Regions from separate parts of the Mus musculus genome. Here region 2 is linked to region 1. Evidence: chromatin contacts called from ENCODE Hi-C or POLR2A ChIA-PET data. All regions are on one chromosome and are shown on one strand. Each heading gives the region's core, a stretch centred on a gene start or an enhancer-like site at or near the end of the contact. The rest is flanking DNA. Distances are from core to core; before and after follow the strand shown. Region 1 holds the start of A230028O05Rik (RIKEN cDNA A230028O05 gene). Region 2 overlaps Lpp (LIM domain containing preferred translocation partner in lipoma).

Region 1 (4,322 bases), core at 787-3,286:
GGAGGGTGGATACTTATAAATCCTAAGATGCAGAACTTCCTTTCAAGAGGCAAGTAAAAAGCTATTAAAATAATCTCTACCCCCCAATTTCTGTTTCTTTCAGCACGGTATTTCGACGGTGGTTCTTTAACCATTCACACTGAACGAGGAAAATGTTAAGTTTAAAATGGTCAGCAAAGGTGAGGTGGAACTTGTGGGCCTAGGTGGTGAGACGGACAGCCTTTCTATTTAAGGCCAGATGCACTGGCTGGGTTTAGAGATGTTTAGAGAAAAATAACAGTTCTCTACACCCAGATTCATAAGTGTGGACAAAACTGGTATGGTGATGTGGGGACCAGAGAGCAAATAATCAGATTGCTCACAGCAATATTTCTCTGTGACTGAGTGGGCTTGTGGTCGGATCTAAGAAAGAAGTAAGTGTGTTGACCTCAACTCAGGATGCAGACAGGCCCACTTTGGGCTCTCTCCATACAGACTCACCATCAGATGACCATGAGCCAGTCATTTCCTCCCTCCAAGACTCTTCAAGGACTCCATCAAATGGGCATGAGGCTCCATTGTGCTTATGCAGACTGCAGTTGGTCATCAAGGTCATGGAAAGTCTTGGCTAGCTGTGAGTGTGAACCCGAGGTGGGTGTAAGACGCTGACAGGGAAGGAAGTTTTGCCCCCTCTGTAGTTCCTCACAGGGCATTGTGCTGACAGAGCCGTAACAGATTGACTCATACAGAACACTAGGGAAAATGGGCATGATTGCCAGTTCCTAGGCCTGGAACTGGCTTCAGCTGGTTTACTGGTGGGATTCAGGGATGGGAGGTGCAACGGGTAGGTGCCACACTCAGGAAAGAGGGGTATTCTAGAAGGAGGGGTGTTCTTCCGTGCCAGAGGTTCAGGATGGGAGACGTTAAGCTCCAGTCTGGGCAGGCAGAGGAAGGGGCTGGCAGGACCCCATGCTTCTCTTTAGCTTCACACTGACTTCCCGCTCTCACAGACACGTCTCAAAACTCTGTCTCAGCCTCCGTTTCTCCAGCTGTAAATTGCAAAGACCCTACTTTTCAACATTTTGAGAAAGGCCTAGTACCCTCTCTCATCTACTCTGCGAGACTACTAAGGAGTGGTGAAGTTGTTCCAATAGTCGCTTGGTTTCTGCCCTGAGCTCAAGTTCTTTTAAGCCAGTTCTGGAATCCTTTGGGTGGTGGAGCGCACAAGGATTCCTGTGTGTCAGTAAGTGAGCGTACGTGACAGAGGGCTTTTAAATGAATCACTTTGTATATAGCAGGGCCGCACCTGCTCCTCAGACTCTGAAGGCAGTGCGAGCAACAAGATCATTCAAAAGCGCCGCTTTCCATTCAGGTCTATAATTAGCCAGCAGGCTGTTCACCCCTGGAGCTGCTGGGACGGGCCTGGGGCAGCCTGGAGGGGCGGAGCCGAGCCCCTAGGCCCGCCCCTTGGATTCCTCCTCCCGCTGTCCTGTCGGGTCTCCGGTTGTTCTCCCCACCCCCATCTGCGTTCTGGACCGTGCCGGGCTCTACGGGGCAGGATTCCTGGAGGACAGGGCCTGTCCACCCTCCTTTCGGGCTCCCTCTCCAGCTAAGAAGCCCCTCGAGGGATGCGACTCCCCTGGAGCAGCTGTATTTAGAGTGGCATCCTCTTCCCCGCCAGCCGGCTTCTGCGTCCCGCTCTCGGGGCTACCGCCCGCTCACCCCGCCCAGCTCTCCGGGCCCCTCCCAGCCGCCTCTCCCTCTTTGTCGCATTACATAGTAATCTGAGATGCATTGGATGGGCTCCAGGGAACAGAATGTACTTGGCAGAGGCGCGGGGCTTGATGTCTGCAAAATGTCGGAAACTCAGCCAAGAGCTGCTAACTGGGTCATTAACCTCCAAAAGCGAAGCGAGGGCTGTAGGCCCTCTCTGCCTCCCTTCATCTCGCCAATAAAAGTGCCTCAGTGTGAAGGAAAGAAAAAGCCCAAGGTTGGCTGCTTTGATTTCTAGGCACTGAAGGCAGACCGGTCTCCTCCCCCTGCCCGCGCCCCAGCTCCTCCCGGCTGCCTTTCTGTTCGGAACCAAGAGTTTACAAGTGGCCTTTCAAAGGCCCAGCAGCCCTGCAGGGCCAAGCTGCAGCATCTGTGAAGATGTTACCCTCCGCCCTTCCCAACCGCACAGCCTCAGACCCATTTTCTCCCCCCTGGGTTGCGAGGGAGGGGTAAGTTTGGAGGTGGGGCGAAGAAGAAAGTTCTAGTTTAGTCCTTCGGCACTATTCTGCTCCTCCCCCTTTCTGCTTGCTACTCCTCTTCCTTCTACCCTTCCCCTCCTTCCTGCTGGAAAGCTTACGGTGCTCCATATACAAAGCCTGGCTGATGAGCTCCTGGCAGCAGCTGTCAATCCTTTCTCTGCCTGTTAACTGTTACCTGTTCTCAACCTACCTCACCAGTTGGTCTTAAGGACCAAAGGAGAAAGTCCCTCTTTGATCCTGTGACCTTCAGGTCTCTAAAAGCCTAAGGTCTCTAAAGTCCAAAGGAACTCCGGACTTGTAAGTCCTGGAAAGTAAGCAGAGAAAGAGTCTCCCAAAGGCGAAATATCAAAAAGGGAGAGCCACTAAAATCCACCCCCTTCAGATTTCTGGCCATGTTGGACTGCCAAAAAGGTACTTCCTGTGATCATCCAAACCCATTTCTCCGTGGCTAGAGACTCAGGGAGAATTTGGTAGTGAAACCCGGAAGTGGTGTCTTCCTCAGATGAGAGTCCTTGATGGAGAGAGAAGACCACTTGCCCAGCAGAGACAAAGCAAACCCGGGGAGGGGAGAATTGACTTGGCGAATCATACTTAGAAACAGATGTCAGCTTGTCTACACAGTAGGCCAAACCCAGCCCGGGGTGCCCATGTCATTCTTGCCGCGGTCTATGGCAGGCATATCCGATTGACCCTGCCTTTCCCTGAGCATCCCACAGAGGCTAGTTTCTGGGCTTGATGACCTCTGCCTGACTTCCTACTGCCATGCCTCAGTTCCTCTGTAGCCATCAAATCTCAACTTGGGTGCCCCCACCTCTCTTGCTGCCTTCTTTCAGTTTTTCTGAGAGATTTACTAATGTCCTCCAGATAACCAGTCCCTTTGTGCCTGTGTTAAGTCTCTTGTATGGGATATAAGTTATTATATAGTTATTGCTCCATGGGTAGAACTCATTCCTTGTCAATATCAACACCGATGGCAAAGGCCACCCAGCACCCACCCTTCTTGATTTGCCTTCTCTTTGTTTAGGTAGGCCTTCTATCTATCTATCTATCTATCTATCTATCTATCTATCTATCTATCTATCTATCTATCTAATATTACATATATTTTATAATAATTACATATAATTTATAGACAGGGATTATCTGTGTAGCCCTGGCTGTCCTGGAACTCGCTCTGTAGACCAGGCTGGCTTTTGACTCAGGGATCTGCCTGCCTCTGCCATCTTAGTGACGGGATTAAAGGTGTGTGCCACCACAGCCTGGAGTCCTGAATAGCTTCCTTCATCACGCTAAAATGTCTGGCTTGGGTTGCATTTTATGTAGTCACCTTACTGAGGGCCTTTATGTGAGTGTCTGGCTTGGTAAAAGTCATAGCTTGCCTTGAGGGCTGTCCTGGGGCTGGCCAACCCTTCTGTTCTCACCAGTCTTCTGGAGGCAGGCTTCCATATACTCTCTTCTTCCTCCCTTGAGATAGCCTCAGGGCAGGAAAAGCCGCATTTTCTTTTTGACAAGTTTTCCCGGGATTTCTTAATACTCTGATTCCACAAGAAGTAGCTCACCACAGCTCTTCTTATGCTTCTCAGCACCTACACAGAAAAACTGTCACTAGGTGTTATAAAAGAGGCCTTAGACTCCAGAGAAGCGCACCGCCTGTTTGGGGACGAGTCCCCACTTCCCACCTTAACTGGATGTTTGGCCTTGCCCGATATTTTTCACTGTGCACATCTTCAGAATTCTCACTACAAGTTTCCCAAGAAGCCCACATTTTGGGAAGCTCAGAGCTCCTAGGAAAATATAAAAACATTTCAAGTTCCTTTCAGAACGTAGAAAAGACCAAGTCCCTTACTGTTCGCATCACAATAAAGAACTTAATCAAAAGTGAGCCAGTGCAAGAAGCATGAAGCTGCAGAAGATATTAAAGGTTTGGAAATAACAGCAAGCAGGACGGCTGGCCTTGTGAATGCTCCCCCCTCCCCCCCAGTGTCAGGGTGCCTGGGCTGTCTCAGCTGACTCACCGCTAGCTGGAGATGAATCATATTCCCTTTCTGTGTGTAAGGTCTCATTTCCTTCACCCCCCCCCCCCAATAAAAC
Region 2 (4,322 bases), core at 1,108-3,607, 100 kb before region 1:
ACTCACTCTGTAGACCAAGGCTGGCCTCAACCTCATAGAAATCTGCCTGCCTCTGCCTCCTAAATTCTGGGACTGAAGGCATGTACCACCCCTGTCTGGTGACGACCTGCTTTCTATGCTGTCTCTTGTCTTAAGTCTGCCTCTCCAGGCTGTTCTGTGATACTGGAACAAGGCATGTCATAAACAGGGTGGAGGAGGGCTGAGAACTCATCTGGAAAGATTTACTGCATGACCATGGGGGCCCTTATTGTCTTCACTTCACTCCAGTGTAAAAAACGTTTATAATCATTGACCAAACATCCAACATATCCCTGCTTCCTGTTAAATCTGCATTTGTACATGGAGTTTAGTGTCCCCTAAATGACATGAGGATTCACACTGTTACATCAACAAAATCAACTCTTCAAACTTTATTTCCTCACTCTTGAGTCAAAGGGCGCCTACTACATACCTAATGCTGACAGATATTTTGCTGGCTATGAAATTGAAACAATAACTGAAATCATAGACCCATACCCCAAAGTTCAAAATGCAGTGAAGACAAACACTTATAAAACCAAGAACACAGTGAAACAGGCTGACCTGGTAGATAGTTCTACCAGTAAGGCTTTCTTAATGGCAGAGGAGAAATGCATTCTGTTAGAGGAGGACTTGTTCCAGAAATTCTCCAGAGGAGAGGACACACATAATCAATGTATGAAAATATCTAGTCAGATGTCAGTGAGAAGAGCATTAAGAACAGCTGAGAAGCCAAAGTATAAGTCACGTTCCAAGGGTCTTTGGCTACAGTAGGAAGCAGACTATCCTGTTGAACATAAGAGAATGGGTGGGTGTCCGCAGTGCCAAGCACTTCTCTCTAGGGAGACCTGTGTGCGGTTCGCAGCAGGAAAGACATGTGATCTTGTATATTCCTTCTTTTGGTCATTGTCATTCCTTCAGAGACTTGAAATATATCTGAGTTTCTTTGCATCCAAACTTTATTATGCACATTAAAAATTTAAGGCATGTGGGGTAGTGGAGGGGGAATGGCATGTGTTTGTGAAGTACATGCATTTATGAAGACCTGGTTCAGCTGTAGAGTCAGAAAACAACCTACAGGTTATTCATTTCCCTCTCAGTGAGGAAATAGATGCACTGTGGGTAGGTACCAGACTCCTGCTGTGCTGATGTCCTGCCTTTTGCCCCTGCTTCATTCCACTCTGACCCAAGTCTAGTTAATGCAAGGAGACAGCACTTATATATTATGCCAGGCATCTATGTGTTTAACTACCATTGAGTTGCTAAAGAGGAAAGAGAAGCAGCTACCCATATAATATACACTCTCCACATTTCTCCAACTGATGTCTCGAATAACCTTCTGTTCCTTTGTAGATTATTGCAACTCTGAGGTGCTATCTTGAGTTAAGATCTCTTGTAATATGTACACTTATCATATATGTCCACATATTTGCAGTATTTCTTTTCTCTTACAAAATATTGTTTTTACCAGTTATGTAGATAGGAGTCAGGCAGGACTGTGCAAGACTGTGTTCAATCCCTGTCTACCAACTTATGACTTTGGATACATGTAAATTTTAAAAAAAAGAATCTATGTTTTACTGTCTTGTATGAAATTCTAACAATGTTTTGATCCTGGAGTTACTTTGAGAATTTAATGAGTTAAATTGATTTTGAGAGAAAGAGAGAGAGAGAGAGAGAGAGAGAGAGAGAGAGAGCGCCAGAGAGAGCCACACCAAGCATTTACCATGGAGCAGACACCTATTACTGAAGATCTTTCTCTGCTTTTCTTTCTTCCTCTCTTTTTTAAGTCTCCTCCCAACCAAAGACACTTTCCCTGAAAGAAATTCAAGGTAGATTATTAGCTCCTTAACAAATGCTTTCCAGAACCCCAGAGCAATGTTTTCAGCCTGTCAAACAAGCAGAGAACTGTTTTTAAAGCTGTATGTGCCTGGCCTCCTAACCCCAGAGTTAAGGACCAAATAGGCTCAAAACTTACTGTTTTTTTTTCAAATGAAGCCTTCCAATTCAGGAGCTGTGTGAATGTGCCTTATATCCTCTGTGTCAGCATGGAAAAGGGACATGGAAATGCTGAGTGACATGGCAGATATTACTCTGGTTATCTAAGGGGATGATGGGATAGCACAGTAGAGGAAGCAAAATTATGTATTTTCTGATGAAAATTAAGGGTACTTAGTAGGAGATCCTATGGGAAACATCTTTCAACATGTTTGCAAAAAAACCCCTAAGAGAAGAAATTTGATTATAAGATTAGTAATCAAAATAACAATATATCACATGACAGAAACCTAAATGCCATTTGTGACTGCACTACTTAGGCAGGGGTATGCAGGACACACACTAGCTCTAGAGCCTACAGTTCTGTGTTCTATTCTGGGCGCCATGTGTTGAAGGGATCCAAGATAAACTGGAACTTGTGCTGAGAATAGTGGTTGGGGGGATAAGAGACAGAAATAGCCCATAAGAAAGGGTGGAAAGATTCCAGGTAGTTATCCCAAGAGAAGGCTCAAAAAAGACAATATTTTCAGTACTCTTTAGGGTTGTTGCATAGAAAAGCAACAGACTTGCTTATAGAGGACAGAAGGAAGATTAAATATAATCTTCTAACAATTAAGTGGGCCAGTAGAATGGATACCTTCCAAAAGAGTCTACTGTCCCTAGAAATGATAATTTCAGGCTAGATAAGCCCTCACCAACTAGGGGTGCTATGCAGGAAATGTACTCACCAAACCGACTGGCACAGATAAAGACCAAGATCTCACTTACTCTAATACACTGCCCTAGTCCTCTGTGAAACTTTTAACTGCTATAAATTCTTGGTTATGCAGCTAAAGAAATATATTGCTTTTGTTAATTGAAAAAAAATTCAAGAAAGTTCTCTTCTCTTTTTTTCCCACTAATTTATTTATCCATTTTCCTATTAATGAAAGTTGTTGTCTTCGCATTCAAAGATGTTAAGAATAGCAGTAGGTTGCCGGGCAGTGGTGGCACACTCCTTTAATCACAGCACTTGGGAAGCAGAGGCAGGTGGATTTCTCAGTTTGAGGCCAGTCTGGTCTACAGTGTGAGTTTCAGAACAGCCAGGACTAAACAGAGAAACCCTGTCTCGAAAACAAAACAAAACAAAACAAACAAACAAACAAAGAATAGCAGTAGGTGCTCTGGAAGAGAATGAATCACCATGCATGATCCTGCACCCGGATGCTCATGTTGTTTCCTGGAATAAATAATGACTTGCAAGACTTGAAAACCCCATCACCCACTCTATGGAGAAGGAAAGTCTGATATGTATTCTTACCTTCTGGTTTGTCAGTATTTTCACTCAGCATACCCTGTCATTTTGAATAAAACTCTCTTTTGGAATTTACAGTCCATTGATCATGAGACTTCCATGTGTATTTTTCATTCATTATTACATTCAGCCATTCATTTGGGTATTTACCAAACAATTTCTACTGTGTTTTGTGAAACATATCTAGTGCCACCAACATAAAATAAGTTTAAATGTCTAACTTTGAACAGCTTTTACATATATGGAAGCTATGCTGTCTTAATATGACAGCCACCATAACTGCTTGATAAAAAAAAAAATTTTTGGTCACAAAGCAATCTTTTTCCCTCCTATATCCAGTTGGTCAGGGGTCTGGTAGTCTCTCAGCCAGGAAGCTCTAGGTCATAGACAGTGCTGAGTGTTCTGAACTGAGGCCTCTCAGAGGCCTGGACTACTGATCAGCTACCTTGGAACAAGTAGGGCTTCTCATTGATGTGCCCCAACTAAAGGTGGACTCTTCAATGTAATAACACTGATGTAGAACCATCCTGTGGCAATTCAAGAGAAAAGCATTTTGTGTGTGCTGCAGAGAGTCATCCAGAGCCACAAGACTCCATTGACTAGGTCTGTCTCAGTAGCCCAGCTCTTCAGCACGTGTCACAAAGGATGATGGAGTACATTTTGCTGTATCCCTCTTTGTAGATTTCATGTAAAGAGGTAACACTCTATGCAGGTCACTGCCTTAAAGAATACAGGACCGCTGTGTGAAAGGGCAGAAGAATGGAGAAAACAGTAACAGAGGTAACAGCTGTACGCCCTTGACCTTTGGAAAGGAAAATCTCAGAGCAGAGGTCCCAATTAATGAAGAGCAAGAACACAGAGAAGTTTGGGTTGGTTTCTGAGCGAAGACTGGAGAATGGGATACCTGTCTGCAAAGGGAAGGTCCCATAGGGATCCAGAAGGACCAAACTGTCCACTTAGAGCTGGCCTTCGAAAGCCTTCCCTCGTGTCAGAGCACAGACACTCAGAATGA

The links. Hi-C counts contacts between places; a loop is a spot of excess contacts on that map. ChIA-PET counts read pairs that join two places held with the same protein, here RNA polymerase II (POLR2A).
Region 2: a loop to region 1 is called in a map of heart, with 2.4 times the contacts of the local background. The contact joins the enhancer-like site here to the promoter of A230028O05Rik in region 1. A Hi-C loop is called at or near these places in 4 of 37 maps with a recorded cell type or tissue (heart and left cerebral cortex). POLR2A ChIA-PET finds 5 or more read pairs at or near these places in 3 of 5 experiments (Patski and embryonic stem cell).

Annotation. Positions count from the first base shown.
Region 1 is chr16:25,057,603-25,061,924 of GRCm38, forward strand. It overlaps A230028O05Rik (RIKEN cDNA A230028O05 gene), which reads left to right and starts at 2,037. Exons shown (of 3, transcript NR_040374.1): 1 at 2,037-2,201.
Region 2 is chr16:24,956,479-24,960,800 of GRCm38, forward strand. All of the region lies in intron 10 of Lpp (LIM domain containing preferred translocation partner in lipoma), which reads left to right. Among named protein-coding and RNA genes, the nearest start is that of Gm52245, 17 kb to the left of the region's middle. Within about 2 kb of position 2,358, at least 1 of the 3 ENCODE cell types and tissues checked has a DNase peak (open chromatin) inside an H3K27ac peak, as active enhancers do; it is heart, where a contact is called at or near this core.